Regions from separate parts of the Homo sapiens genome. Here regions 2 and 3 are each linked to region 1. A link is a loop called in an ENCODE intact Hi-C map of the cell type or tissue named here. Cell type or tissue: GM12878. All regions are shown on one strand. Links, peaks and the distances in the headings refer to the core of each region. The heading gives the core; the rest is flanking DNA. Region 1 overlaps ORC4 (origin recognition complex subunit 4). Region 2 overlaps MBD5 (methyl-CpG binding domain protein 5). Region 3 overlaps MBD5 (methyl-CpG binding domain protein 5).

Evidence for each region. Peaks named below come from ENCODE experiments on the same cell type or tissue, not always from the same donor. Only the 100,000 strongest peaks of a DNase experiment are listed, where the experiment ranks them.
Region 2: a loop joins it to region 1, with 2.3 times the contacts of the local background. A loop is called at or near these places in 1 of 110 quality-filtered maps.
Region 3: it touches region 1 in a loop (4-fold over the local background); 1 of 110 quality-filtered maps calls a loop at or near these places.

What each region holds. Positions count from the first base shown.
Region 1 is chr2:147,984,903-147,995,958 of GRCh38, forward strand. The region is part of intron 1 of ORC4 (origin recognition complex subunit 4); the gene reads right to left. It overlaps LOC105373674 (a long non-coding RNA gene), which reads left to right. Exons shown (of 5, transcript XR_007087258.1): 3 at 3,281-3,406; 4 at 5,139-5,269; 5 at 8,075-8,333. Among named protein-coding and RNA genes, the nearest start is that of ORC4, 30 kb to the right of the region's middle. In GM12878, for the core only: a CTCF peak has its summit at 5,112 (motif pointing right); a DNase peak (open chromatin) is centred at 5,129.
Region 2 is chr2:148,104,260-148,115,315 of GRCh38, forward strand. The region is part of intron 1 of MBD5 (methyl-CpG binding domain protein 5); the gene reads left to right. Among named protein-coding and RNA genes, the nearest start is that of MBD5, 89 kb to the left of the region's middle. In GM12878, for the core only: no CTCF peak of the experiment used is centred there; a DNase peak (open chromatin) is centred at 6,112.
Region 3 is chr2:148,043,311-148,054,366 of GRCh38, forward strand. The region is part of intron 1 of MBD5 (methyl-CpG binding domain protein 5); the gene reads left to right. All of the region lies in intron 1 of LOC105373673 (a long non-coding RNA gene), which reads right to left. Among named protein-coding and RNA genes, the nearest start is that of MBD5, 28 kb to the left of the region's middle. RefSeq lists an enhancer at 5,158-5,247. In GM12878, for the core only: no CTCF peak of the experiment used is centred there; a DNase peak (open chromatin) is centred at 5,661; H3K4me3 peaks cover 545 bases; H3K27ac peaks cover 2,500 bases.

The DNA.
Region 1 (11,056 bases), core at 4,026-6,525:
ATGTATATTCATACTCCCATTTTTCAACTGAGGTGGCTTATTTATTGTAATTCTCCATTCCTATGCTTTCCAAGGGTTGCTTGTTGATAAATTCTAAAAATTATGAAGTACATCCTTTACTGCTCTTGAGGTTTCATGAGTACTTATAACTCTTCTTTCTCATGATGCCTTCCTCAGATCCAAACCCTCACTCAGAGCCTCTTTGTCTACCACACTGATTCTGCATAATGTATTTTAGACTAACTCTGTTTGGCCAACAATAATGATAACTATTCAGTAAACTCTCTGTTTTTTTTGTTTTTTTGTTTTTTTGAGACAGAGTCTCGCTCTGTTGCCCAGGCTGGAGTGCAGTGGCGCTATCTCGGCTCACTGCAAGCTCCACCTCCCGGGTTCACACCATTCTCCTCCCTCAGCCTCCTGAGTAGCTGGGACTACAGGCGCCTGCCACCATGCCCGGCTAATTTTTTGTATTTTTAGTAGAGACGGGGTTTCACCATGTTAGCCAGGATAGTCTCGATTTCCTGACCTCGTGATCCGCCTGCCTCGGCCTCCCAAGGTGCTGGGATTACAGGCGTGAGCCACCGTGCCCAGCCTTAGTAAACTCTCTTAACATCTAAAGACAGAATTAGAAAATAGCTGACACTAACAACTTATTCCTACATATAGCTCAATAGCCATTCAGATGTCAAATGTTTTCCTACCTTAGAAATAGAACATAAAAGCCCTCCATTTAGTTTGCACAACTAACTTAAGCTCCTCATCTTAGGTTAGTTCTAATCACTGTTTTTTAGACTAACATAATCCTAAACTTTGTGGGAGAAGCAACCTGGATGAACTCCTGGTGACAGTCCTTCATGTCAAATTTGAAGTTTGGTCAATTTACCAAATACCTCTCTGCTTGCTGACTAGCAATGGTATACAATGACCTGCCCAAGATGACATAGCTTACTTAACAGCAGCAGTAGCTGTTAGGTCTATTGACTCCCAATCAGAGGTTGGTTAGTCTCAACTGGCATGAAAAAAAACCCTGCAAACATCAGAAAGTTCATCAAAATCATCACTGGGCTTTTCTTTAGGAGACAAAACATAGCAGAGGAATACATTCTGAAAGAACACGGTTATTATAACAGATGTTCAATACCAACAATTCACTTCTCTTTGAATGTCTATGTGTACAATTTGTATTTTTTTCTGTACACATCTTTATTTTTAAGATCATAAACTTTCTTCCCATCGCTAAAAAGGAATACATGTTTCGTACAGAAACTCTGGAATTTTAATTAGGAATTGTGCAGATAAAATGGTAAAAAATGGAATCAGAGAATCTTTCTCCTCTAATAAAACAAAACAAAAAACTGTTAAACAGAAATACTTTAGCAGTAACTAAACAAAGAGACAAGTTAATAATAAACAAGCCTAGAAAATTCTACAGGAGTTCTCCATAGTTCCTAACTTTAACCTCACTCTTAAAAGCTATACTTGCATCAATAAAATCTCCTAAACTCTCATCAATGTATCAAATATGAAAAGAAGAAAACTGATAAAAACTGTAATTCAATTATTAAATTTCAAGCCTAAAAAAAAGAATTCACTGGGACTCAGCCTGAAAAACACCTACAAGGGAGAAAAAAATGCTAAAATATGGTGTCATAATATCTACAAAGTTCTGAGAGAGAGACCAAGACTCATACCTAGCAAAGATGTCACTCACATATAAAGGTAACAGGTATAGCCTTATCAAATAAGAATGAACTTATTTAGTACACAGAGCCAATAAAGCCTTGTGTGGAGTGTGTGTGTTGCAGGAGGATATGGGGAACTCAATGACAAAATCCAGCCAACTAAAGCATAATTAAAAACACAATTTTATACAGACACACACACACATACACACACACACACACACACACACTAGTGACCTTTGAATCCACTAAAATAAAAAACTAAAACCAAAAAAAGGTAAATAATTATAGTAGCAGGTGGAAACATAAGTCGTTACACAGTGAAAATAATCATTCAACAAAAAAATGAAAAAAAAGTGGCATGAATGCATACGGTTGCTAATTTCATTCTTCAGAGTAGAAAGAAAATGTCTAAACTTAAAACATGAAGTGTAAAAAAGGAACTTAAAACTATTTTTTTTTTAGACCCAGGGTCTCACTGTATTGCACAAGCTGGATTTGAATTCCTGGGCTCAAGAGATCCTTCCGTCTCAGCCTCCTAAGTAGCTGGGTCAACACCTTGAGCAGCTTGAAACTTTTTTTAACCTAAGATTGAGATCTTTAAAAAAAAAAAAATCTCTTGGGTTTAATAAATATCTAAAGTCCAGCAATTCCTATAATTTTTATTAGGTTAAAAATGTGGCCTGCCTACACACACACATACTTTTTCAACCAAAATGGGCTCTATTTCATAATATTTGTCATTTAAAAGAACAAGAACTTTCCATATATAGATATATATATGTGTGTGTGTGTGTGTATATATATACACACACACACACACACACAAAAAGTAACATATTTTAAATTATTTTTTCTACAGCTACCATAAGGTAAAAAACAAAAATAAGAATTAGTGGATCAAATTGTTTAAGAAAAAGAACCATGTACCTCAGCTGGATAATCAAAAGTACTCTAGTATTATGAGCATCTTACTAGTAATTACGACGCCAGGAGCTGTAACACTGTGTACCCAAAAAAAAGCATTTAAGGAGAAAACAGGTGTGAACATGTCCGATTTATTTAGTTTCAAAGTTGTCCAAGCACAGGTCAAAGAGGTAACAACAAACAATTTTTCCTATCTTTCATATAAATGGTCAGTAAGGTGGCTGGTGCAAAATAACCCTCTGGAATAAGAAAGTATTGTAGGCTGGGCACAGTGGCTCCCACCTGTAATCCCAGCACTTTGGGAGGCCGAGGCGGGCAGATCATGAGGTGAGGAGATCGAGACCATCCTGGCTAACATGATGAAACCCCATCTCTACTAAAAATACAAAAAATTAGCCAGGTGTGGTGGCCGGCGCCTATAGTCCCAGCTACTTGGGAGGCTTAGGCAGGAGAATGGTGTGAACCCGGGAGGCGGAGCTTGCAGTGAGCCAAGATAGAGCCACTGCACTCCAGCCTGGGCAACAGAGCGAGACTCTGTCTCAAAAAAAAAAAAAAAAGAAAGTATTGTAATATGTTTACCTATAAATATCTATCCAAAAAATAAGAGCTAAATTAAACTTAACTAATATTTAATATATACATTGACAAATTTTACTTGGTCTCTGTATCAGCAGGTCAAGTCATGTTACTCAACCCAGACGCCCTAAGGAAAGGGAAGAGTTCAAGATCAATAACAAGAAGGGGTTCCGAGTGGCACCATCACATATTCATTTACTGTCAGCTCATTAATACACAATGTAGGTATATGAATCCAGTTTGGAGACATTACTGAATCCAGCTGACTTACTGAATTTTTTTTTTTTTTTGAGACAGAATCTCGCTCTGTCGCCCTGGTGGGAGTGCAAGGTTGCAATCTTGGCTCACTGCAACCTCCGCCTCCTGGGTTCAAGCTATTCTCCTGCCTCAGGAGATAGGAGCTGGGATTACAGGCATGTGCCACCATGCCTGGCTAATTTTTGCATTTTTAGTAGAGATGGGGGTTTCACCATGTTGGCCAGGCTGGTCTCGAACTCCTGACCTCAAGTGATCCACCCACCTTGGCCTCAGTTGGGATTACAGGCCTGAATCACCACGCCCAGCCTCACTTGCTGAATTTAAAGATGTTATTATTTTTAAAATGTAAGTGAAATAATCTCAGCTGTTCCAACTGCAGCTTTTTCCTGGAATGAAAAATGGCTGCCTGTCAACAGCATGCTGCTTAGTAAATAAAAAACAAAAAGCAAAAAAAAAAAAAAGATTTACTTCATCTGGAATTTTAAAATAAAAGTAGGAAAGAAACTGCTTTTTAGAAGAAATTTGTGTTATAGGGCATTTTGAAAATGTTTCCAACACTGATTTTATAGCCAAAAATTAGGTGTTACCTATAAAAATTCTCATATCTATACACTTAAAACATTTATAAACATAACTTTTTATTCTATTCACAAATATTTCTGTAAATAATGTAAGTTTTATATGTGTTGACCTAAAAGGAAAGAAGTTGAGGCAAAATTAATAACATACATAGAGAGTTCATTTGAGCCAAGCTTGAGGGTTGCAACCAAGGAGCATAAATTCAAGTTGCCCTGAATATGCTCATTAGCAGCAGTAACAAGTAGATTTTTAAAGAGAAAAAGAAAAATAAAAAGGCACGCTCTGAGTTGTTCACCAAGAATCTACATTAAAATAACAAACTATCCATTGGCTACAGAGTGGCAGGGGGTAGGGAGTTGGGGTGGAGTATGGGGGCATAACTGAAGTCCCATACTACTCACATCTCTCTGGGCCTGCATACCTCAGAGCTCAGACTGTTCTGAGCATTTTTTGTTTTCTCATACCCATTTGTTAAAAATATAAAAACATACCACTTTTCGGCTGGGCGCAGTGGCTCACACCTGTTATACCAGCACTTTGGGAGACTGAGGTGGGCAGATCACTTGAGGTCAGGAGTTTGAGACGAGCCTGGCCAACATGGTGAAACTCCATCTCTACTAAAAATACAAAAATTAGCCAGGTGTGGTGGCACGTGCCTGTAATCCCAGCTACTCAGGAGACTTGAGGCAGGAGAACTGCTTGAACCCAGGAGGCGGAGGTTGCAGTGAGCCAAGATCGCCAACACTGCACTCCCACCAGGGCAATAGGGCGAGACTCATCTCAAAAACAACAACAATAGGAACAACAACAACAAGAAACAAAAACCATGCACCACTTTCCAAGAACACTAATTTATATCAAGTTTTTCTTAGTTTGGAATAAGAACTAACACATCAAGAGAAGATGAAATTGGCTAACAACTCCTACAAAAACCTTGGTAAAATTAGTGGATGAGACTAGAAAATATAATTCAAAAATACACAAATGATCATGTATTATTTTCTCTAATACCCTTACTTTGAGGCAAAACCTTACAGCTCCAGCAGATGGGGGCATTACTTTGTGAAAAGAACTCTTAGTAAATTAAAAAGATGTTTAATACTGCTTTCTTTCCAGATGGTGGCAGAAGAAAACACCGAAAACAATACCACTACCCCACTCCCTTTATTAGAAAAAAGTTAAAATACAAATTCTATTACTGTTTACCTAGGACCTAACTTCACACGGCTGACATTTCTCAAAGATAGGTAAGTATGGACAAAATTTCAGAACTTTGCCTCTCTTCAGTTCGATAAAATGTTCTTGATTTGCTAGCTAAACAGTCAAATAACGTAAAATGAAAGGTATTTTAGGAGAAATTTGAAGGTGGTTTCCATGTTTTGTTACTGTCCTTTGAGATGAAACTGAGGCAAGAAAAATACATTTAAGCTGTTTTTCAGTCCATCAGAATTAGTTTTCATTCTTTTTTCTCCCCCAGTTGGATTGTTTGTACAGAGGTAAAGATTAAAATAGAGTTAAAAGAATGGTTGAGTGTGGGGAGAAATAAGGGCCAATACTGATATATATTCCAAGTTAGAAAATAAGTAAACTCTGTTAGTTCTTCCTAAAGAGATCAGCTCAAAAATGCTATCTATATCAAGTTGGGGCACAGCCTCTGGTGAGATGTTTCCTTGAGTTCTCCAGAGCTGAAGAATAATTCCACACAAATCAACTTTTGGACCACAGGTGAATAAACCATGGTAATTACTGACAGTTTTGTAAAATCTTTTTTTCCTCCTCATTTGTTGCCAGTGAATATTAAAAGGACACAATTTACTTAAGGACACATTCAGATTAAATGATTCCAAGGTTTGATAACCTTTAGTTAAGTAATATGATGCCATGATATTTTCTCATTGATATTAAAATGAAGAAAAATATTTTATAATGTCTTGGTACTTAAACTGATTAAATAATTGAAAAGGCTTGCAATTCTCCAGAAAAGCCATGTTCTCTCTAACCTCTGAATTTCAGTAATCTTCACTAGTACATGGCAGTATGTCTGGAATCATATATACACAGACACACACAACCACACATACATATATATACACACATATGAATATAAACGTATATACATATATATCTTTTTTTTTTTTTTTTGAGCTGGACTTTCACTCTGTCGCCTGGCTGGAGTGCAGTGGCACCATCTCAGCTCACTGCAACCTCCACCTCCAGGGTTCAAGCGATTCTCCTGCCTCAGCCTCCTGAGTAGCTGGGATTACAGGCATGCGCCACCACGCTCGGCTAATTTTTGTATTTTTAGTAGAGATGGGGTTTCACCATATTGGCCAGGCTGGTCTCGAACTCCTGACCTGGTGATCCGCCCACCTCAGCCTCCCAAAGTGCTGCTGGGATTACAGGCGTGAGCCACTGCACCCCATACATATATATCTTTTAATAAGTGTACTTACTTTATAAAGTACCTATTAGAGCCTTGATATTCATGAATAAGCCAATAAAGTTGTTTTCAAGAACATGGGAGGTAAATAGTTATGAAATAAACAACCCCCAGAAGGATAATCAGAGAGTTAATACTATGATATGTTCAGTAAAGAAAGACATTTAGAAATTACTACAGTTGGCCGGGCATGGTGGCTCACACCTGTAATCCCAGCACTTTGGGAGGCTGAGGCGGGTGGATCACCTGAGTTCAGGAGTTTGAGACCAGACTAGACAACATGGTGAAACCCCGTCTCTACTAAAAATACAAAATTAGCCAGGTGTCGTGGTGCGTACCTGTAATCCCAGATACTCGGGAAGCTGAGACAGGAGAATCGCTTGAACCGGGGAGGCGGAGGCTGCAGTAAGCGGAGATTGCACCACTGCACTCCAACCAGGGCAAGACAGAGCAAGACTCCGTCTCACAAAATGAAAAAAAGACATTACTACAGTTGTTTTGATTATTAACCATGGAATACACCTTGTAAATGATACAAAGTATCAATTCTGCAGTAGTGTTGATGAATGAATAAAAAAGAAATACTAGTTGGAGGACTTCTTTAAAGTATACGTCTTAAAATGCATTTACTTCTGAATTATATAGGCTAACAAAAGAACTAACACAAATTTGCAACGTATTTAGAAATCCTTTAGAAGCTTTGGAAATGCATTATATGATCTTACTGGCACTGACATAACTACATCTTAAATATTATAGTGATCAACAGTAGTCTATGTTCTCTGAGCACATGGAAGTAGGCTACCTTCAGGATTTAAGCTTGTGAATCCAAGCTAATGTGTTTAATTGGATGGATAAATAGTATAAGGGCGACAGACACTTGAATCAACGAAAACTTTTTTTTGTTTTTGGTTTAAGAGATGGGGCTTCCCTCTGTCAACTAGGGCAGTGGCACGATAATAGCTCACTGAAGTCATGAACTCCTGGCCTCAAGCAATCCTCCTGACTCAGCCTCCTAAATAGCTGGGATTACAAGTGTGAGGTACTGCCCCTGACAAAAATATCATTTTTGTGAAGGATGGTTGCATTATATGGGACACAAGATTTAAGACTAGGGCACTAAAATTGGTGGGTGAGAAGGCACATGTAGACAAATTTTCCTTGAAAAGCCCCAAACTACACATAAATTACAGAACTGTACTTTCTTGCAATATCAATTACTTCAGGGTATATGTTCATTTGAGAAGAATAATGAATAGAATACTGTCCACTATTCAAATAAATTTTTCCTTTGCCACGTTTACAGACTTGAGTTTACTTAAATGTAAGTATGATACTGCTAGGGCTAAGGAAATGATACTCCAAAATAAAGTCCTCCAAAGCAGCTCTCTCTGACCATCTCCTAACTTCCTGTCTCTGGCCTCTCATTCTCCTGAGGCTAGCCACTGAAACTACCATCCCTCGTCCCCAAGGTAGTCCACAGAAACCAGAACTCCCTTTCCCCAAAGCCAGCCACAGAACCTAAATATATTACTCTAATGTTCCCTGCCCTCATCTTTCTGTGTAAAAACTAACTATAAAGACATATCTGACCTATTCTGTTTGATTGTAGGTCATAGGATCCCCATTCCAGAAAGGGTGCTGTTCCATACCCGGAAGGAAAGAATGCTGCACAGAGAGGCCAAGAAGAATCTATACAGACAGGCAGGCCTTGCTGGGTTTCCCCACTCAGTATATGGCTGTCCAGACTTTGCTGAACCTAAGCATACCAATGGGCAGTTTTCTCCTATATCTTTAGGTCTTTATTCTGAAGGCTCCCATGTCACGTAACACCAAGATCAAATAAAATCATATGCCCTTTCTCCTATTAATCTGCCTTTTTTCAGCTGATTTTCAAAGAACCTTCAGAGGCTGAAAGGGAAGTTTTTTCTTGGCCCCTACAATATGCTACAACTCCAGTAAGTTAATTAGTAAATATTAAACTATTTTTGGAAGGAAAAAAAACTGAAAATAACATTGCTTTAGAGATAAATTATTTAAGAATTGCTAGAAATTACCCTAGAAATTATCCTAGAAAAATCTTAAAATTTTCCCTAAAAACTTTTAGGAATAATACATTGTTTCTAATGAGACCCTTCAGCTTATGCAAAAAGCACAGGAGACTAAATTCTAGAGTCAACGAAACGATATTCTCCAATTCTGTTTTGCTAATGAATATGTTGTCCATCCCCCCATCAGCATGCTTAGGTAATCTTGCAAGGATAAATGGAAATGTCAGTTGACATTTACAATGAAATAGGATTTTTAGACAGTTGTGCTTTTTGGGTGGGAAAAGGAGAGCTAAAAATTAGGGGGTTGGGGGCTTAAAAAAGACAGCATTATATGGCTTAGAACTTTGGTACCCTACCTTCATCCTTTTCTGCAATCCCTTTTACTCCCCAAAGTTAAAAGGCTATCAATGGGACAATAATTGATGATCAACTATGAAGAAATAGGCTCAAATACACTGTTTTATTATATTTTTATCATTCTTTATATACCTTTTCTCATCATTCTTTGTCCCAATAGTATGCTATGATTATGCACGTAGAAAATCCCAAAATAACAACAAAATCACTGGAACTAATAAACTACTGTAGAAAGGTTGCAGGATACAAGGTTAATATACAAATTGTCAACTTCCTTCCTATGTATCAGTAATGAACAACTGAAATTAGAAATTAAAATAATACCATATACATTAGCAACAACAACAAAAAACATTCACCAAAAATGTAGATATAAATCTAACAAAATATGTACAAGATCTCTATGAGGATCACTATAAAACTCTGATTCAAGAAATCAAAGAAAGTCTAAATAAATGAGATCATTCAAGAGTAGAAAAAAATTCGTATTGTTAAATGTCAGTTCTTCCAACCTTGATCTATAAATTCAATGCAATCCCAATCAAAATTCTGGATAGTTATTTTGTGGATATGACAAACTGATTTTAAAGTATACACAGAAAGACCCAGGAGAACCAACACGATACCGAAGGAGAACAAAGTTGGAGGACAAAACCTACCCAACTTCAAGACATTATAAAACTATACTAATCAATACAGTGTGATAATGGTGAAAGAACAGACAAATCAAGGGAACAAAACAGAGCCCAGAAATAGGCCCACATAAACATAGTCAGCTGGTCTTTTACGAATAAGCAAAGGCAATTCAATGGAGAAAAGAACAATCTTTGCAACAAATGGTAATGGAAAAACTAGACATACACATGCCAAAACATGAATTGACACAGACCTTACAAGTTTCACACACAAAAAATCTAAAAATGGATCACAGACCTAAATATAAAATGCAAAACTATAAAACTCCAAAAATGGCCGAGCACAGTGGCTCACGCCTCTAATCCCAGCACTCTGGGACACCAAGGCAGGTGGATCACCTGAGGTCAGGAGTTCGAAACCAGCCCGACCAACATGGTGAAACCCTGTCTCTACTAAAAATACAAAAATTAGCTGGGCATTGTGGCAGGCTCCTGTAATCCCAGCTACTTGGTGACAGGTGAAGCCAGCTGGACTTCCTGGGTCGAGTGGGGACTTGGACAACTTTTCTGTCTAGCTAGAGGACTGTAAATGCACCAATCAGCACTCAATAAAAAAACGCACCACTCAGCGCTCTGTGGATTAAAGGATTGTAAATGCACCAATCAGCACTCTATAAAAACGCACCAATCAGCGCTCTGTGTCTAAAGGACTGTAAATGCACCAATCAGCACTCTGTAAAAATGCACCACTCAGCATTCTGTGTCTAGCTAAAGGATTGTAAATGCACCAATCAGCACTCTATAAAAACGCACCAATCAGCACTCTGTGTCTAAAGTATTGTAAATGCACCAATCAGCACTCTGGTCTAGCTAAAGGATTGTAAATGCACCAATCAGCACTGTGTAAAAACGCACCACTCAGCGCTCTGTAAAATGGACCAATCAGCAGGATGTGTGTGGGGCCAAATAAGGGAATAAAAGTTGGCATGGACCAATCAGCAGGATGTGCGTGGGGCCAAATAAGGGAATAAAAGCTGGCCACCCGAGTCAGCAGTGGCAACCTGCTGGGGTCCCCTTCCACGCTGTGGAAGCTTTGTTCTTTCGCTCTTCACAATAGATCTTGCTGCTGCTCACTCTTTGGGTCCGCACTGCCTTTATGAGCTGTAACACTCACCAGGAGGGTCTGCGGCTTCATTCCTCAAGTGAGCAAGACACAAACCCACTGGGAGGAACAAACAACTCCAGACGCGCCACCTTTAAGAGCTGTAACACTCACTGCGAAGGTCCGCTGCTTCACTCCCGAAGTTAGCGAGACCACGAACCCAATGGAAGGAAGAAACTCCGGACACATCTGAACATCTGAACAAACAAACTCCAGACACACCATCTTTAAGAGCTTTAACATTCACTGCGAGGGTCTGCGGCTTCATTCTTGAAGTCAGCGAGACGAAGAACCCAATGGAAGGAATAAATTCCAGACACATCGGGAAGCTGAAGCAGGAGAATCGCTTGAACCCAGGAGGCAGAGGTTGCAGTGAGCCGAGATCACGC
Region 2 (11,056 bases), core at 4,584-7,083, 120 kb after region 1:
GTACCTGATACTTGGTAGGTACTAACATCTTTGTTCATGAGATGCATACATGAAAAAAATGAACATGAATAGATTTACAGGTATTTTGTGAAGCACAAATTCATAGAAGATGGTGTTTGCAGAGGAAAAGGCCTGAATTTGTTACCCATGAAACACTAAACCAGTGTCTTTATTATGCTTATTTGTCCCAACCTGCAATATTATTTTTGTTCCTTTGGATCTTTAACCTATTGCATTAAACAAAAAATGATTGTCATTTAAGTTAAGTTTTACAACTTTGTCAGTAATGTTTTAACACCCAATCTTAACAGTTTAAAAAATGAGTGTTTAAAAATTTTCAGCATTCTCGATTTGCAGTTGTATTGTTAATTTTCTTCCCAAAGAATGTGGCCTTAGTTAGTGCATGCCAGTAGCAAATTAGATTTGCCTTATCATGAAAACTTGACTTTTGGGTGGACTCTTTGGAATATGTCTTTGTTTAGAGTTATGGGCTTTCTGATTTAAACCTAAAATTGGGTGAATAATATTTTCAATTTTTGTGACACTTTCATGTTTACAAATTGCCTTCATTTGAGTATTACATTAAAAAGTAATACTCAAATAATAAGCTCATGAGATATTTAATGCTTGTGAGTTAATATAATAGGATATTATAATATCCCATTTTTTGAATAAATAAATGAAGAATTATAGAGGTTAAATAACATCCTAAATTGTACAGCTAGTCTTGGAATTTTATCTGTGGGTAGATATTTACTGTTGAGCCCATTTCTTTCATAGTATTATTCAGATTTTTCTATTTCGTCTTGAGTCAGTTTCAGTAAGCTGTATTTTTCTAGGAATTTGTCCATTTCATCTATGTTTTCAAATATATTGGCATGAATTTCTTTTAATATTTTCTTATTATCTGTTTAATGTCTGCAGCATCTATAGTTATATAGTTAGATTATAACGTTTCTTTCTTTTTTTTTTTTTTTGAGACAGAACCTCACTCTGCTGCACAGGCTAGAGTTGAAAAGCTCAATCTCAGTTCACTGCAACCTCTGCCTCCCAGGTTCAAGTGATCCTCCAGCCTTAGCTTCTCAAGTAGCTGGGACTACAGGCATGTGCCATCACACTGGGCTAATTTTTATATTTTTAGTAGAGATGGGGTTTCACCATGTTGGTCAGGTTGGTCTCGAACTCCTGACCTCAAGTAATCTGCCCGGATCGGCCTCCCAGTGTGCTGGGATTGCAGGCATGAGCCACCACGCCCGGCAAGTTATATAGTTTCTCATGTTAGCAATTTGTATGTGCCTGCCTCGTTTCTTCCTTGTTCCTTACTGCTTTTTGTAAATCTCTCCAAAAGTTTGTCAGTTTTTTAAGACTTTTTTCAGGGCCCGCTTTTAGCTTTCTTGTCAGTTTCATTTTATTTTTATTTTCTATATCATTAATTTATCTTATTTTGATTATGTCTTTTCCTTTGTTTCATTTTGTTTTTCTTATTAAACCTATTCTATTCAATTCTCCGATTAGTAACTTTCATCCTTCTTTTCCATATGAAGCATTTACGGCTATAAAATTAAAATTCTCATCAAATATTGCTTTTGCTATATACAACAAAATTGTATTTAGATTTTTGTTTTCATTTTGAGATTTTTAGAAGTGTGCTGCTTATTTTGAAAACAATTGGATTATTTCTAGTTATATTTTTGTTAATAAATTCTAACTTAATCTCATTATTATTAGAAAATATGGTTTATATGTCAATTATTTGAAAATTGTTCAGTTTTACTTTTTTGTCCTAGTACATAATCAAGTTCTGCATATGTTTCATTTTGGAAACATACTTAAAAATAATGTGTATTCTACAACTGTTGATGCAGTTTTATATATATGTCCTTTATATAAGGATAATTGTTGTTCAGATCTTCTGTATTATGGAATTGTCTTCTTTACCTTTCAATTACTGACCTACATTAAATATCTTCCATTTTGGGGTGTTCGTGTAGTTCTTGTTAAATTTTGCTTTAGGTATTTTGAAGTGATGTTATTATTTACATACAAGTAAATAAATGAAATCTTTTATCATTTTTAATGATACTCATATCTAGGAATGCCTTTTTCCTTAGAGTATATTTGCCTTAGACTAATAATAATATAGTTTTTGCTAATAGTTTTCATGAAAATCTTTTTCTACTTTATACTTTATGTTATGTAATTGTCTCTTGAAAAGAAAAACATATAACTAATTTTAAAAATCCAACCTGACAATTTTTATTTTTTGCTGTATCATGATACATTTATATTTATTGTATTTGCTGTTATATTTGAATTTATTTCCACCACTTTGTGTTTTTATTTTCCTATTATTTTTTACTTTTTTCTCCTTTATTGCCTTCTTTTTGTATTACTCAGTATTCTTATTATCATTTGTTTTCCCTTCTACTAGTTTGGAATTCATGCAGTCTATTTGTAGGTGGTTACTCAAGAAATGGTATCATGTGTACTTTTCAATTTATGTGCATACTTTTACTATCTAACCAAACAAAACAAAGGCCTTAATGCAGAATATTTTTATTACATTTTTCCAATTTATAGATTTCTGTTTTATTCATTTAATTTTGTCATTTTAACAATGTAATAAATAATTATTGTTTTATAACATTTATATTCCTTAGGTTTACTCACATATTTATCATATTTTTTCTTGTCATTCCTTTGGCATTACAGATCTTCTATCTGTTATTATTGTCCTTTTGCCTGGAAGGATATCAACTTATCCTACTTACTCTATCTGGTATTTTAGTTGTTTTAAGTGGTATTCATCCAATAATATCCTGTGAGGATATTAGAGTAGTAAAACCTCTCAATCCTTATTTATCTCCAAATGACCTTATTTCACTGTGATTCTTAGAAGTTATTTTGAGGGGGCATAGAATTTTAGGCTGTGAATGAACTTCTTTTAGTGTGTTGAAGATATTATTTTAGTGTCTTCGGGCTTCTACTATTTCTTTTGAAAACTCATTAGTCTTTCAGTCCTTTGAATGTTTCCCTTTGAGATCTTTTACTTTTCCTTGATTTTCTGCAGTTTCACTATGGTGTGTACAGTGTGTATTCTTTTTTATTTATCCCAGTTGGGATTCATTGGGTTTCTTGACTGTTTGAATTGAGTTTTTTTTTATCAGATATGAAAATTATTTCTCCCAGTATAGCCTCTACCTTCTCTCTTTGCTAGCAATCCAACTTAGATATATTTTACATCTTGTCATGTTATTTTTCATGCCTCTTCCTCTCGAGACTATATTTGGTATAATTTTTTATTTCTCCTTTCCAGTTTTCTAATTCTCTTTTCAGCTATATTGAAGTTGCTGTTTAACTTATTCATTGACTTTTTTGCTTTAATTATCATGCTTTGCATTTTTAGAAATTTTTTTTTGAGTTCATGGTTATTTTTGCATTATTTCTTGAAATATATGAAACAGTTATATTGTATGTATAGTGTGTAGTAATTCTAATACCTCCATCTTCTTAGGATTGATTCTGTCACATATTTTTGTTTGTATGTTTTACATATAATGTCTTATTTTTAAATGAATTTAAATGATTTTTTATATCATGAACTACTCATTTTTTTAACTTTACATGTGAAGAGAATGTTTCTGTTTCTGTTAGATGCCTGAGAACAGTATTAGTACAATACTATTAATGTAGGATCACTTTAAATTGTTAGCTTGAGGTTTTGTGGATCAAATGAGTAGTGAGGATTCAAACTACAGACTTCAATGAAGGCTCTCTTGTGGTTACAAATTCTCAGAGAAGATTTATATTTCCTCTCCCCCGAGTTCCAAACTTCTGTACAGCCAATTTTCCTTGCATTTCCTTAGGGAAAAGGGTTGGGGGTGGGTGGGAAAGTGAGTACTGTGTCATAGTGCTTTAAAAGCATAGTCTCTAGACACAGAGTATCAGAATTTGCATTTTGGATCTAATACAAATTAATACTAATCTAATACTAATTAATACTAATTTACCATGAGCAAATTATTTAACCTTTCTGTGCTTCACTGTCTTGACCTCTAAGGTGAGGATTATAATGGTACCTTTTTTATAATTTTTGTGAAGATTAAACGAGTTGATATCTTTGACACACTGAAAATGCGGTAAGCTCTATAAATGTTTGCTACTGTTATTATGATCAATGTGGTGTGTCTAGTTTATGCTTACACTAAGTAGCCTTTTGTGGTCCCAGCATTATGGATGGTCGGCTATTGGGTTGTCCCACCTTCTGAAGCAAGAAAAAAAGAAAAAAAAAAAAAAGCTAACGCTCAAGTTCAGCTGATTCAGCAAATATTCTCAAGGTGAAAAACGATTTAAGTGCTTGCCGTACCACTTTCAGTACCAGTCTTAACTTAATCTTGTCCTCAGCATTTCTTTTTTTGCTAGCTCCTGGGTACATTTAAGAGTTTTTGTTTGTTTGTTTGTTTTACTCTATCTGGTATTTTAATTGTTTTAAGTGGTACTCATGTTACAGGACATAGAAGTCTATCATACAGCTTGTAAATGCCAAAAGTAAGGCTAAAATCCCAACCGATTATGAACATGTGCTTCAAAAAATAGCTGGACAAAGAACATATGTAGACACTTCCTAAAGAAGAAATGTTGCATGGGCATTACATTTGCAAAGTCACTGGTAATACCAAAACAATACCATTTTCTTATCAAATTAGGGAAAAAAGGATGGAAGGGATGGAGGGAGGGAAACAGAATTTGAAACCCATTATTGAACATTCAAGAATTCAAATGCCTTCGTATCTTTTACTAACAAGAATGCTAATTGCAATAGCTCCTATGCAAAGCAGTTTGGCAATGTATGTCCAAATTGTTAACATACTTATATTTGGCCAGGTGTGGTGACTCATGCCTATAATCTCAGCACTTTGGGAGGCTGAGGTGGGAGGATCACTTGAGGCCAGGAGGTGGAGGCTGCCGTGAGCCATGTTTGCACCGCTGTACCCTAGCCTGGGCAACAGAGTGAGACTCTGTCTCAAAGAGAAAAAAAATTATATTTGTGACATAGATTTCAAATCTAAGAATTTATAAAAATAGATAATGTGCAAAGCTTTAGCAACAATATGGTCATTGCATCACTTTATAGAAAATTAGAATTTTGGAAACATAATTATTTCATCATAAGAGAATGGGTTGATTTGACTATTAAATAGCCATGATATATAGCAATTTTAAAAGATGTCTTTGAAGGATAGGTATGCCATGGAAGAAAGTGCATGATAATTTGTCTACTAGAAAAAGAGATGATTGCAAATGAAAATATACAAATGATCAAAAATTTTTTAAAAGCCACGATTATATATAACCATAATTAAAGAGTTAAAAGTATCCAAGCTCATCAAATTGTGTACATTTAAAATATGCAGTTTTGTGTATATCAGTTATAACTCAATAAAGCTGTAGGTTTTTGTTTAAATGGTTACAAGTAACACCTCTTGGGAAAGTGGCTTGGGATGATTTTCAAAACATTCTCATTTTGCTTATTTGTATTTTCTACAATGATCTGAACATTATTAAAAATAGATAACATACCATTTAATAAATTCCTCAATAAGTTATATGGTTAAAATTATTTTGTATCTATATTTTATAATCTGCCACTTTCTTGGCATGTTCTAAGTACTTTTCCATGTTTCTTCATGGTTTTGGAATTATCCCCCGATGACCACATCATATTCTATTTCTTAAAGTACTAAAGTTAATATATTTTCACCATTGGTGTAAATATTTACTTTGTTGTCATTTACTATGAATAGCATATCAATTAAAATAATTCTGAAGATAATAGTAACAGTTACAATTTACTAAGTGCCTTTTTGTTGCTCCACAAAAGTTATCACATTTAATTCTTGGAATAATTCTATGAGTTAGATATTATTAGCCTCTTATTAAAAATGGTGACACTGAGATTCAAAGATGCAAGTGATTGATTAGAGCTAGTGAGACGTTGAGCCAGAATTCAGTCTAGGTTTGTCTTATTGTTTCTTGATTTGTCTAAATCTTTTCTGGTAGTATTTCTAAAACTGTTTTGTGATTGTTGACAGGAAATGTGGTCAGGAATGAAAGTTAGTTTGCATTAATTCTCTTTTCAGGTTCTTATCTGTATTTCCAAATGTTTAAGACTTGTCTTTTCCTTTAGAGTATTGTTATTAAGACTGATACCTTTCAGATTCTCATCTTGTGCATCAGAGCTCCCCTGTTGAATCTCTAGAAGCTTTTAAGATCTTTTTCCTTAGTGTTGTATTCTTTCTTAATGATACACCTTCTTTTTTCTATTTTCATCCTTTGGCCTGGAAATTAAGTAAACTTCTTCCATTTGGGAATTGTTCCTGTTTGTTTTTTTTTAATATACTTTCTTGTCTTCTCATTTTGTTTGTGGTGTTGTTGCTGCAGGATCGTTTTTTAGCTCTCATCTTATTTGGATGCTGGTCCTCTCAGGCTGGTCCTCTAATTGTCTTACCTTTTTCTTTTTTTTCCTATGGTTGATTTCTCTATTGTTTTAGTTCTACCCTGTAAGAGACTTCTTTAGCTTTGTCTTCTAACCCTCTTTTTATAAATTTATGCTATTTTTATCATTTCTCATGAATCTTTCTTGTTCTCTGAGTTTCATTTCTATAGCTTCTGATTCTTGTTTCCTGGATACAACAGTTTCTTATTTCTATGAGGTTTTTATTTTAAAATTTTTTTGAAGTTTCTTCTGTTCTCCAAATTTAATCGGGGGATATTTTGGCTTCTGTTTTCAATTAGTTCATTATTTTTTAATGTAAGGACATGCTCAAAAACTGAGGAGACATGTCCAAAGGACACAGAAGCTAGTTTAAAGGGGATTCCCTCTGGAATATACTTACTAATTAAAAAGGAAAAGGTACCTTTAAAATAGAGAAATCTGGCAGATATTGTCTTAGCCAGAAGACTAAATTTCACAGCACCAATAAAGCACAGCCTGATATCCTGTGCCTTCAACTGTGGTAAACTCCAGAAGGAAAAGATGCCACTTTTGTTTCTGCCAATAATGTTTAGCCTAAGTCTAACCACGGGGAATTTACCAGACACATTCAAACTGAGGAACAGTCTGCAAAACTACTGACCTGCACTCTTCCAAAATGTTAGTGATGTGAAAAACCAAACAAGATTGTAGAATTGCTGTAGGTGAAAGGAGAATGAGAGTGAATTATCCTAAATTGAAAGGAAAAAAAAGCAAAAACAACAAAAGGTTGTCTAGGACACTTTGCAGGCAAATGGAAAAATGCAAATATAGATTATAGATTATATCACATTAAACATAAATGTTAAATGTCCTGAATTTATCATTATATTATCACTATTATATGTGAGAATATCATTGTTCTTAGGAGATATCTACTGAAGTATATATTTTCACAGTGTGTGCAACTAATTATCAAATGGTTCAGCAAAAATTATAGTATATATACAGATACACAGAGGTCCCACTTTGTCTGTGGGGGTAAGTTCCAAGGTCCCAGTGGATGCCTGAAACCACTGATAGTTCCAAACCCTATATATACTATGTTTTTTTCTATATGTACATACCTATAAGTTTAATTTATAAATTAGAGACACAGATTAACACAAATAATTAACAGTAAAATAGAACAATTATAACAATATGCTGTTATAAAAGTTATATGAATGTGGTCTATCTCTCTCAAAATATTTTATTGAACCATACTCACCTATTTTTGGGCTGCAGTTGACTGCAGGAAACTGAAACCATGGAAAAGGAGCAACAACTGTACATATACACAAACACATACCCAGAAATAAGGGAAGGCAAATGTGACTAGAGCCTAGAAATTGCTTAAACGAGATGAAAAGTAAATGTTCTGTGGGAATACTGTTATTGGAACTTTTCTTAGGTTTGAAATTTTTCAAAGAATTTATAGTTCTCCTAGCCTATATAAGAAATTATGTGAATATGTGTTTGTGTACGCACACATGCATTTTTGAGAACATTTAGGGTATTTACTAATATCCTATTTCCCAAGGAATCTCCTCAGCATATGTACATTTTATTAGTAGTTCTGCTCTGTCATAAATATCCTAAACTAAAATGTTCTGTTCTTCTCTATAAAATTATACCATTTATAAGGTTTCTTGAAATGTTTTCCTAAAATGGCCTAACAAACCTTTGTACCAAATACTTTATACTTGGTGCAAAACGAACGTCTTTATGAATTTTTAACACTTTGCAAAGTAACATAAGCATGAGGAATTATCACATGAGCCTCTTTGCAGTTCATGGTTTACAGTACTTAATACAAATAGTCTTAGGTGCTATTTCTTCTCCCAACAAATTTAGTTTTAAATGCTTATTGTTGAATCATTATTTCATTTGTTACCCAATTATACTTACATTTTATTTAAATCTAATTCCCACCATATTCTGTTAATGGCTTGTCCATCTCATTTGGTCTACTATGGTGCTGAAATTGGAAAAAAAAAAATTCAATCTGGACTCAGAAATCCCAGGAGTCCTGTTCTGGCACTTACTACTTCTAAAACTCAGGCACCTGTTTGATCATCTAAAAATCTCATTGGCCAGGCATGGTGGCTCATGCCCGTAATCCCAGTACTTTGAAAAGCTGAAGAAGGAGGATTGCGTGAAGCCAGGGGTTTGAGTTTGAGTTCGAGACCAACTTGGGCAACAAAGTAAGACCCTGTCTCTTAAATAAATAAATCAATGAATAAATAAATATCTCATTAGACCAGTTACACAGATAGCAATCACCAGTATTACTTCTACTTTAGCGTACAGTGAGTCAGCCATGCCCCTCATTATTATGTGGCTTCTACAGCTATTCACTGACAAGCTATGGCTAAAAGCTTGCTGCTTTTATCACACAAACTCCTAATACTTGAGGTGCAGTTGGGGTTATAAATAGGTGGTATGACCTGCAGTTTCTTCTTACCCTTTGTAATAATTCATTCTATGATCTAGTGATCAATGCTTCCTTTTTGTTCATAAAGTTAAACTTTTGTGTAACATTAGGTGCATTGTGTTTCATCTCCTGGGAATATTACCTTGTCAAAAACTTTTTTTTTAACAGTACTTACTCTCTAACTTATACTATTGATATTTTTGGCATTTACTGTTAACAGATTCCAATCTTGCTCACTAAAATGTTGTTGACATCCCCAGTTTTGTTGGAGGACTAGAAGATAGAGGAGCTTAAAATAACATGTGTAGAGAAATGATTTCATTGCTTCTTCTGTTCCAGAGGAATGTGAGTAGTCTCAATATACCTTAGTCTGTTATAAACAGCTAATTTTCAGTATGAAAGCAGTTGTTAGGAAAAGTTAATCAGTAGGACAGAATGCTGAAACTGGAAAATGATGTGCCCATCACTTTGCCTTTCAACTCCATTTTTTTTCCTCTTTGTAAATAATCTGAATTATGTCTACTAAGTGGTTAACATAACACACAAGTTTGATTCTTTTATATTTTTAAACTAATTTTCTGTTACAAAGTAATATCTTTTTTAGAAAACATAGAAGAAAAAGAGGAAATAAAAATCACATGCAGAGATAATCATTTTAGCCCTCATTCTTCCAGATTTTTGAGGGATTTTTATTTTTTTAATTAGTTTATGTTATATTGTTACCTGATTCTTTTCATCAACAGTATATTGTGAACATCTTTCTAGGTCATTTAATTTTCTTTTGCACTGTTATTGGCTGTATAATATTGTATATTTGGCTGTATAATATTGTGTAGTTTTTCCATGATTATTTAAACAGCTTCCCATTATTGGTTCAAATATTTTATATACTAGTGCTCTGATTACATTGATGAAATAAATCTTTGGACACAATTTCTTTTGAATAAAAAATACAGTTGCTAGGTAAAGAGTATTCCCATGGCCAGGCATGGTGGCTCACACCTGTAATCCCAGCACTTTTGGGAGGCCAAGGCAGGCGGGATCACAAGGTCAGGAGTTGGAGACCAGCCTGGCCAACGTGGTGAAAGTCCGTCTCTACTAAAAATACAGAAATTAGCCAGGTGTGGTGGTGTGCGCCTGTAATCTCCGCTTCTCGGGAGGCTGAGGCAGGAGAATCACTTGATCCTGGGAGGCAGAGGTTGCAGTGAGCTGAGATTGCACCATTGCACTCCAGCCTGGGCAATAGAGTGAGAGTCCATCTCAAAAAAAAACCAGAGTATTCCAATTTTAAAATTTTTCATCCATATTGCTGAACTACTTTCTCTTAAGGACTCTATACCAAAATGGTTTAATTTAATTGTTAGAGAAAACCAGTAAGGGGTGTGGCTGGTTTAAATACTGTCTGAGAATTCCACATAACCTCTCAGCATGCTGAAAAATTGTTGGTTAAAGGTCTGGACGTGAGAATAAGTTACTTACTGTGTGCTGTCATTAGAAATAACATATTAGGAATTACCAGTATAAACTGAAAGGAATACTTATGTAACAGCACAGGATATTTTACCAATATATAAAAGCTATGAGCTATAAGATAGGTTTGATTAATGTAGTTTCCCCTTCTTTTTTCTTAAATTGGAAATGTCTTTATTGCTGATTCTAATAACGAAAATAATGTGTACATTGAAAAAAAAAGTCTACTAGTATACAGAGAATAAAAATTCCTACCTGTAACAGTACTCCTTATAGATAACTACTGAAGTTTGTGTGTATGTATATATGTATATGCATATGTATAAAGTATCTGCATATACATACATATATACAATTATGTATATTTAATTTTTTAAATTTATGAAAGTGGGATCATACTCTAATCGTTCTGTACAAGTTGCTTTTTAAATATCTATCAATATACTGGTAACATCTTGTCAGATTACTACATATAGATTTATTTCCTATAGATAATCATTTAGATCATTTTTCTTTTTTCTTTGTTACAAATAATGGGTGTATTGATTATCATATACAGACATCTGTGTGCTTTATTATTATTTTCACAAAATAAATATTTCTGCAATAGTGGAATTGTTATTGGTGAGCAGTGATAA
Region 3 (11,056 bases), core at 4,229-6,728, 59 kb after region 1:
GGCATGGTAACGGGCACCTGTAATCCCAGCTACTCCTGAGGCTGAGGCAGGAGAATCGCCTGAACCCAGGAGGCGGAGGTTGCAGTGAGCCAAGATCGTGCCACTGCACTCCTGTCTGGGCGACAGAGCGAGACTCCTTCTCAAATAAATAAATAAATAAATAAATAAATAAATAAAAGAATAGACTTTCTAGTTACTTGGGCTCAGGAATCTCGATTTTAACAAGGATTGCCTGATGGTTCTCTTTCCATCACTAAAGTTTGAGAATCACTGCTCTAGAGCTTTATGGATTACACCAGTTCTGCCTTTGGCCTAGAAGCAGGTTTTCTTATTCCCTGTTCAGTGATACTTGACTCACCATATGTTGCCTACCAATTTCTTACCCATCTACAAAATCAGGATTGTAAAGAAAGATATTTGTGCTGGGTTGATAATTTTAGTTGAAGGAAATAAGTCATTAGAAATACATATTTTAGATCCTGGGTCTGTCAGTACCTATGATTTGCAAAATAAGTAAATTTAACTTATTTCCAGTCTTTTGTAAAACATATTTATTTGCTCTAAAAATGTATCTGCAGTTATTTAAGTGTTTAATACATCAGACTGGGATTTTCAATTATAGCTACTTGAAAATACTGCTAACTCAGAATAATTGAGGTCGGATCCAGTGTAAATTTTGGGGAAGCATGACTTACAGAATTAAATTAAAAATATATGCAGTTTAACTTCAGATGTACGTAGTGATATGAACTGTCTCCAAGAAGAGTCATCTTTATATCTGAATAAAGCTTATTTGTAATGCATATATTAAGTGGTGTTATGTAAATCAATGCTTTTAAGATAATTTAAAAACTGCTTGAAAATAATATGCAAAATTTGACCAAACATTTCCTTGCAAATCTTGTTATAGTCTTAATTTATTTTTGCTGGTTTACTTCACAGATAAATTTAGAATTGAACTTTAGTCTAGTAGGGACATGCCATTATCTCATTTCCAATTATTGGATCTGGATTAATGAGTGAGTATGCCCATGGGGCTGAACTATTTAGTATTAAGCAGAAACATTTTTATACCATGACACTGAGAACCAGGTTACAAGTCTAGTATTCCTGTGACTTTTTTAAACACAGAAGAAAAAGTTTCCTAGACAAGGATTATGCGATGTATTTTAGTCAACTTTCTCATCAAATGTGTTGTTGGGAGTCACGGGAGACCAGGTAAAATAATGTAGATGACTCAGTGAAGGATACTTGTTGCTAAGAGGAAATAAATAAATATAAGATGATGAGTGGGTAAGTCAGAAATACCTTTTCTGTGTGGGAAAAATATATGCTATTGTTATTACTATTCATTTGTATAATAAAAGTGCCTGTTAATGTTTATCTGTGTCTTTCTTAAAAGCAAATTAAAATTAGTTCAGTAAATATTATGTAAAATCTGTTATTCCTAAAGTCCTTATTTCTGAGAAACTACATGAAAATACCTTATAAAAATTTTTCATGTCTCCTATGGTCATCCAAATTTATGTAAAGATAATAGTTTTGGTAATTACTCTACAAAGATTAAAATTTAGTTGGTGATTTCCCTGCTGCCTCTTATTTTCCTCAGTAAAAATTTATGTTTTACTATAAGATGATACTGATTTTTATGGTATATTGTTTGGTAACTGTTGAATTCAATTTCTTGGTTCCCTTTGACTTTGTCCTCATGTATTCCTCAGTGGCGCACACGTGCACACATGCACACAAATACATCATTATGTCTCTGTAATAAGAGGTGTATTATATTTTCCTATTTGACAAAATGGAGTATAATGGTTATAATAGCAGCTTACTTTTGATAAGCGTACTAACTGGTACATAGTAAATACATACTGTGCATGCATTATGTCATTTATATCCACACAGTCACCTTCAAATTCAGTACAATTTGTATTCCCGTTTTACAGATGAGAAAGCATATTTTGGTGAACTCAACCAAGGTTACATGACTAGTAAATTTTAAATGAGATTTAATTTCAGTACTTACTAACCATTATGCATTGCTAAATTTGAACATTACTTTAAAATATAACTTCTAAAGTGTTCATATTAGAAACCTATAAATATACATAGATTTGTCTCCTCTCTTACGAAGAACACATGAAGGAAAGAAAGATATTAATTTGGTGGCTTATCATATGCCAGACATAGATATAGATGCTTGTATGTATGGCATTTAATCCTTATCTGTGAGGTAGGTCTTTTTATGCCTTTCTATAGATTTAAATTAAAGGTTCAGTTTAGTAACTTGCTCGAGGTTATACAGAATGTGGCAGAACTAATATCTGACCCCATAGTGCTTATAACTGGTAAATAAACAACTTGGATTAGGTCACTTTCTCAAGTGTACTGGAGACTAATTGCTCCAAGATAAAAGGCAGATAGACTGTTACCTACTAGTAAATGTAAAGAGGAAATGTCATTTCTCTTCTTTCTCCATTGTCTTTATGCTATTAAGTATGTTAGAATTTGTATATAGCAATCTAGAAATTTTGAAAACTTCCCCTCTTAATCCTAGAATGGATAATAAAATTGTTTCCTAATTTATGTACACAATCATGGTTCACACTAGTCAAACAGTTCACCAAGGGCTTGTTGTTAGTATTGTCTTAATGAAGTGCCTTTTTTTTTTTTTTTTTTTTTTTTTTTTGAGACAGAGTCTCGCGGTGTTGCCAGGCTGGAGTGCAGTGGTGCAATCTCGGCTCACCACAACCTCCGCCTCCCAGGTTCAAGTGATCCTCCTGCCTCAGCCCCTCGAGTAGCTGGGACTACAGGCGTGTGCCATCACACCCAGCTAATTTTTGTATTTTTAGTAGAGACGGGGTTTCACCATGTTGGCCAGGACGGTTTTGATCTCTTGACCTTGTGATCCGCCCACCTTGGCCTCCCAAAGTGCTGGGATTACAGGCATGAGCCACTGCACCCAACCTTAATGAAGGCTTTTTATACACTAGTGATGTTATGAAAGAAATAAAATACAAGGTTTTCGAAGTTTTGTGATTGGTTGAGAAATCTACTTAAACACATCAAAATAATTCAGCATATGATTAAGTTGTAGACTGAGTGGTTAGCAGTATAAGTCCCTGAGGTCTTTCAAACTGAGTATTTATGTAATTACTCATTAACATCTCCCACAAACCTCTTTTGCTTGTATTTACTTTCTTGGATGGTGCTGTCCCTGTCTACCCCAATTCCCCAAGTTAGAAATATCATAGTCCTCTTCCACCCCTTCTTTACCTCCATAGTCAGCCTATCACCAAATCGTATAGAATTGTTTTCCTTCCTAATTCCTAAGTCCGCTCAGTTCTATCTTTGTGTTATGCACATTGCTGCTAGTTTAGTTCATTCCTTGACTAGAGAATGGTAGTAAGTAATCTCCTTAGCTAATTAATCTGCCTCTGACTTTTCTGTACTCTGGGCCATATTCTGTCTTTTGCTGAGTTGTTACCAAACATAAACCTGGTTATGTCACTACCCTAATTAAAAACCTTGTGGATTGTTCCTTTTTATTGGTTTATATAAAATCCTATTTTCAATCTGAAGTATAAGCCCTTCATCTTTATATCTTATGTCAACTTAGACCTCCAGCTTCATCTCCCATTACTTTTCCCCTTATGATGTCTTTCATCGCAGCTAACCAACCCACTTCCTCTTCAAGATTATGTTGTGCTCCTTCAGGTCTCCTTGGCTTTATTCACATGCTGTCTTTTGTACAGTGCCTCTTGCCTTATCCACTGTCTCCCCCAACATAGTTTTACTGCAAATCCCAAATCAGGTGTCACTTCTTATCAAATCATCCTGGCCATCCTCAATTTTCCCCTTCTTAGTTAATGATGCACTCATTTAACTTTTATGATCATATAAGATGGTTGTTTTTTTACTTCTAGTGTCAGTCACCAAGATTATCAAGTTCTTGCTTTGTTTTCTTTTGCATCTTCAAATCTAGCTCAAGCCATAACTAAGACCATGACCTTTACTAAGGGTCATACAAACCTGAATTGAAGTAAGGGCTCTGCAACCAAAAGAAATGGAGTACATTTTGCGTGGAGACAGAGGAAGTTTTAAAAAGGATCATGGGCAATGGCAATTCTAGATGTTTTTTACATCCTGCTTGGCCAGAATTAAGCAGATAATACCTGAATATACGAGAAGGCCAAATTGGGAGATGTAGAAATTGTTAACCAATATTTTTACCAAGTGCCTTGATAAATGTTTGTGTTTGTGCCACACAGGCACTAGGGGTACAAAGATGAATAAGAAAGGAACTCTGCCTTTGAAGAAATTTAGAGTGACTAGGGGAGAAAGACATGTAAATAAATGTATAAGGTCATCTAGAGTATTCATTTAATGAAGTAATTGTAAAGAACAGCAAGCAACCACTTAGGATGAGAATACCTCCTTTGGCAGAATGGCCCTAAGTCCAAAGTGATACCTTAGCTAAATTTTAAGTTATGAGTTGGAATTCTACAATTGCATAAGATGGTAAGGGCTTCCTAGACTAAGAGAACAGCATGTGCAAAGACACGAGTTACAAAAGCAGCAAAACTAGAGAAACCATTGTTTGTGAGATCTCATACATAGAGTTGTTTATTTTAGAAAGCCTCACAAAGAAGCCTCTAGTAAGATACTGTAGATAATTCCCAACTTAAATATGCTGTCTTGAAACAATCCTCTTATATCAATTTATTCATTGTTCTTTCCCTTTGAAGTCTAAGGTGGATAGGGGCATAAACTTTGGTGATGATTAATTTAAGTTCAGATCCTGAAACATTCTGTCTCTGTAAAGCATCATTTTACCTGTTCAAAAAAAGGTTACTAACTACCTCCTTCTCATGGTTTTTGGAAGATTCAGAGGGATAATGCATACAAAGTTGTTGACACAATGCCTGGTCCGTCTCAGTAGGACTCGAGAAATGTTAACATATATTAAGGCTCCTGATAGGCCTTTTTTGGTTTCCCACCCATTTATTTAAGAAATTGTTTTTTAAATGCTTACTACTTATTAGGTGCTGGAATTATGAAGATGAGTAAACACAACATCTGCCTTTGAAGAATTTATAGTTTAGTGAGGATATGCACATACCTATGTTGAAAATCAACAATAATAATACAACCTGGCAAATGCTTTAGTGGAGAGTTTTGTGAGAAAATAAGAACTGAGAAAAGAAGCCGCCAAATCTATTTTTGGACATTAGCAAAGTCTTCTTCAGGGAGCACTGACCTGAAGAATGAAGAGCAGTTTGCTGTTTTGGAGTTGGAGAGTAGAGAAGAGTAAGGCTTTCCAGGAATGAGGAAGAACATATTCAAAAGGAGGGTCAAGGTAACATGACTTGTTCAGTAAAAGACAAATGATAAGAAAACCACTAAAAGAGAAAAGAATGGAGTAGAAAACAGAGGACTGAATGTACTCAGGGGAAACTCTGTGGTTGAAAAGTCCCCCAGAAGGCCTAAAGTTACTACTTTGCTCCCTTGAGAAAAGAAGTGAATAAATTTCCTAGGGTGGGTATGAGATAAGCCTCTCTGTGAAAAATTGCCCTGTCTCATCCTGGGATGTTGGAATAGTCTAGTCCACTCTTCTTACATGAATTCTTGTGTACTCCCAGAAAGTACTGCAGTGCTCAAAGGGTGAGGCAGGAGGAGCAAAGAAATAGAATTTCATTAGTGATGTTAGTGTCTGAGAAGTGGTGCCAGCAAGAGTCATATTGACCACATTGTGGGAAATGGTAAAAAAGAAGCATTTTCCTGTGGTTGCTGGGAGTTTCTGGTAACATGTGATGGATTGACTGGACTGTAGCTTGACTAGACAGTGGCATCAACCTGTGTATTCACTGGTTCTCAGCTGCCCAGTGATTGTACCCAGAAACTGGACATCACCTTAGCTCTTTAGAAGCTAGAAATCTTGTGGCAAGTGGATTTCGTGCACCATCCATTCTTCACTTTGCTTTGAACCAAGGGAGGAATTTGGATAGCACTAGAAATTTATGGAAATCTGTCAGTGGGAGCTAGCCATAGAATAATTGTTATGCTGTGGTTTTGCACTCCAGCTGTATTTCTAGCTAGTTAGGACTATGGCAATATCTTTTGAACAAGAAAGCAAACAGGAAAAATAACTGAAATTTGTTGAGTAATTACTGTTTACCTAGTACTGTAGTACTTGCTTTCTGTGGGGGAGAAGGGTGGCTTTCATTTTTTATTGAGGTAAAATCCACATAGCATGAAATTTACAATTTAAATCATTTTAGAGCATGCAATTCCTTGGTTTTCAGCATATTCACATTTTTGTGGAGCCATCACCAAATCTAATTCCAGAATATTTCTATCTCCCTGAAAAGAAACCCTATACCTGTTAGCAGTAACTTCCAAGTACCTCCCTCCTTCCCATATCGTCTGGCAACTTCTAGTCTACTTTCTAACTATATAGATTTGCTTATTCTGGACATTTCATATAAATGAATTTATATAATATGTGGCCTTTTGTGTCTGGCTTCTTTCACTTGAATAAGGTTTCATTCATATGCTAATGTGCATCAGTACTTCAATCTCCTTTATGGCTAAGTAATTTTTCATATGAGGATGTACCACATTTTGTTTATCCATTCATCAGTATTTGGTGATGGACATCTGGGTTGCTTTCACTTTTTGGTTATGGATAATGCTGCTGTAAACATTTGTGTACAAGTTTTTGTGTTAACATATATTTTAACACATTCCTAGGAATGTAATTGCTGGGTCTCATGGTGACTCTATGTTTAACATCCAAGGAACTACCAAACTGTTTTTCAAAGTAGCTGCACCATTTTCATTAGCATACGAGGGTTCCAGTTTCTCAGCTTCCTTACCAACACTTGTTGTGTCTTTTTTGTTACAGCCATCAAGTGAGGTTGAAATTTTATCTCATTTGGTTTTGATTTGCCTTTACTGATGGCTAACGATGTTCCAAATGTTTTCATGTGCTTATTAGCCATTTGCATACCTTCTTTAGAGAAATGTTTATTCAAATCCTTTTCCATTTTAGAGAAATGATTATTCAAATCCTTTTCCACTTTTTCGTGTTTGCCTTTTCATTATCTTTTTATTATTGAATTGTAAGAGTTCTTTATACATTTTGGATACTAGACCCTTATCATATATGATTGCAATATTTTCTCCCATTCTGTGTGCTGTCTTTTCACTCTCTATAATGTCATTTGATCCACAAAAATTTTGTCTCAATAATTTTTTTCTTTTGTTACTTTAACTTTTGGTGTTAATTTAATAGATTATTGCCTATTCCAAGGTTATGAAAATTTACATTATATCTTGAAGAGACTATATCCCCCCATTGAATTGCCCTAGCACTCCTGTCAAAAATCTGTTAATCAAAGACATGTGGGTGTATTTCAGGCTTTCAGTAATATCCTGTTGGTCTGTACGTCTCTCCTTATATCAATACTACACTGTTTTGATTACTGTAGCTTTGTGTAGTAAGTTTTGAAATCAAGAAGTGTGTTTCCTTACTATAGTTTTTTTGTTTCTTGATTTTTCTAAGATTGTTTTAGCTATTCAGGGTTCCTTATATTTTCATATGAATTTTAAAATCAGCTTGTCCCTTTCTGAAAATGAAAAATAGACTGTTGAAATTTTAGTAGGAGATTGTATTGAGTCTGTGGATCAGTTTGGGAATTATTGCCATCTTAACAGTAGTAACTCTTCCAGTCCATGAACAGTATGTCTTTTCATTTCTGTACATTTCCTTTAATTTTTTAAACAGTGTTTTGTAGTTTTCAGTGGACAAGTCTTACACTTCTTGGCTAAATTTATTCTTAAGTATTTTATTCCATTTAATGCTATTGTAAACAGAATTGTTTTCTTAATTTCATTTTTGGTTTGTTCATTGCTAGTTTTTAGAAATACAACTGCTTTTTGCATATTAATTTTGTATTCTGCATTTTTGCAGACCTTATTAGCTCTAAAATATTTTAGTGGATTCTTCCGGGTTTTTTATACATAAGATTATGTCATCTGCAAATAGAAATAGTTTTACTTCTAATCTGGATGTCTTTTCATTTCTGTTTTTCTTTTTTTTTTTTCGCCCAGTTTCCCTGGCTGGAATGCTTAGTACAATATTGAATAGAAGAGGTGTGAGCAGACATCCTTTTCTTGTTCCTGATTACTTAGGGGAAAGCTTTTACTGTCTTACCATTATGTTAGTTTTGAGGTTTTCACAGATGTTCTGTCAGGCTGAGGAAATTTCCTTCTGTTCTGTTTGTTGAGTGTGTGTGTGTGTGTGTGTGTGTGTGTGTGTGTGTGTGTGTGTTGTCATGAAAGGATGTTATATTTTGTCATATGCTTTTTCTGCATTTGTTGAGATGATCATATGGTTTAATATAATCACAATTATGATATAATAATTCTTCTAGATTAAATTTTATAGTATTTTGTTGAGTATTCTTGAATTTATATTTATAAGAGCTATTGATCTATAGTTTTCTTGGGATTTCTTTGGCTTTTGTGTCAAGATATGCTGGTCTTACAGTATGAGTTAAGGAGTATTCTTTCCTCTTCTGTTTTTTTAAAGAGCTTGATAAGGACTGACATTAATTTTTCTTGAATGGTAGAATTCGCCAGTGAAGCCATCTAGTCCTGGGCTTTTTATTTCTATAAGGTCAGTAGTGACATTCTTGTTATCATTCCTAATTTTACCCTTCTCTCTTTTTTTTCTTGGGTAGTCTAGCTAAAGGTTTGTAAATTTTGTTGATTATTTTAAAGAACAAACTTTTGCTTTTGTGGGTTTATTTTTCTCTTTTGTTCTAGCCTCAGTTTTGTTATCTCTGTTGTAATGTTTATTTTCTTATGGTATAAGACTGTTATTGAGTTTTTTTTTTTTTTTTTTTTTGAGATGGAGTCTCACTCTTGTAGCCCAGGCTGGAGTGCAATGGTGCAATCTTGGCTCACTGCAACCTCTGCCTCCCAGGTTCAAGCAATTCCCCTGCCTCAGCCTCCTGAGTTGCTGGGATTACAGGCATGTGACACCACACCCAGCTAATTGTGTATTTTCAGTAGAGATGGGGTTTCTCTGTGTTGGTCAGGCTGGTCTCGAACTCTCGATCTCAGGTGATCCACCTGCCTTGGCCTCCCAAAGTGCTGGTGTTACAGGCCTGAGACACCATGCCCAGCAGAGATCTTTTTTATTGTGGGCATTTACAGCTATAAATTTCCCTCTTAGCACTGCTTTTTCTGCATACTATAAGTTTTCATATGTTATGTTTTCGTCTTAATTTATCTCAAAGTATATCTAACTTTCCTTCTGATTTGTTCTTTGACCTATTGATTATTTAGGAGTATGTTGTTGAATTTCCACATATTCATGAATTTTCCAAATTTCCTTCTATTAAATTCTCATTTCATTCCATACAGTCTGATAAACCCACTTTGTTTGGTTTCAAACTTTAAAAAATATATCGGTGTTTGTTTTCTATGCCATAAACATGTGACTTATCCTGGAAAATGCTGTGTATTTACTTTAGAAGAATGTGTATTCTGTCACTTGAGTCCAGGAGGCAGAAGTTGCAATGAGCCAATATCACATTACTGCACTCCAACCTGGGCGACAGACCCAAGAGTTCGTCTCAAAAAAAAAAAAAAAAAAAAGAGAGAGACAATGTGTATTCTACTTGGGGTGGAGTCTCCTATAGATGTCTATTAGTTTCTAGGATTGTTCAAGCCTTCTTTTTTCTTGCTCATCTTCTATTTAGATTTGTATGTTCATTATCAAAAGTGTAGTGTTGAAGATGCCAACTGTTATTGTTGAACTGTCTATTTCTCCTGCAATTCTGTGAGTTTTTGCTTTATGTATCTTGGGGCTGTATTGTTAGGTGCACATATGTTGATAACTGTTATATCTTCTTATTGAATTGACCCGTTTTTCATTATATGATGCACTTTTCTTTCATGACAGCTGTGTCTCAGTAGCACTGTTTTTACAAAATACTTTAGCATTTACATTTAAAGTTTTTTATTGCCTAATATTTAATACAAAATAAAATACACAACATGGTAAATTTTGAAGCTTAATAATAAAATAAATATCTATGAACCTGTAATACCATAATAATGAGAATATAAACATTTTATTATTCTGTGTTGCTCTCTTATCCTATCTGCTTGACTCCTCCCAGAGGTAACTACTAATGTGAATTTTGGGTTTAATCATCTCTTGCTTTTTAAAAAATAGTTATATAGTCTATTTATCTTTAACAGTATATTTAGTTTGGCCTGGTTATAAAATTTATACAAAGGAACTTACACCATATGCATTCTCTGGCTTATTTCACCCAGTATTATATTATTTGAGATTCATACATATGTTGGTGTTGGTGTGTGTACTTATAGTTTGCTCATGTTCATTGATTTGAAGCATTCTATTTAAATGTATTATAATTTATTTATCCATCCTACTAGTGATGGGTATTTGAGTTATTTCAAGTTTATTTATTTGCTGTTAGGAATACTGATCCAATGAAGTTTTTTTCTTTTCTCTTTTTTTCTTTGTATCATTTTATCTTTCTTTCTTTTTTTCTTTTTTTTTTTTTCTATGACAGGGTTTTGCTTTGTCATCCTGGCCAGAGTGCAGTGGCACAATCACAGCTCACTGCAACCTCGACCTCCTGGGCTCAAGTGATTCTCCCACCTCAGCCTGCTGAGTAGCTGGGACTACAGGTGGGCGCCACTACACCTGGCTTATTTTTAGTTTTTGTAGAGACAAGGCCTCCCTATGTTGCTCAGGCTGGTCTCAAACTCCTAAGCTCAAGGCGATCCTCCTGCCATGGCCTCCCAAAGTGCTGGGATTACAGACATGAGCCACTGTGCCCAGCGTGATCCAATGAACTTCTTTGATTATGTATAAATTCTCTTAGTTCATATGTTCAAGAATTACTCTGAGGCTACACTACTACAACAGTAGCCACTAGCCATACATCACGACTTACATTTAAATTTTATTTGATTTAAATGAAATTTTAAAAGTTAGTTATTT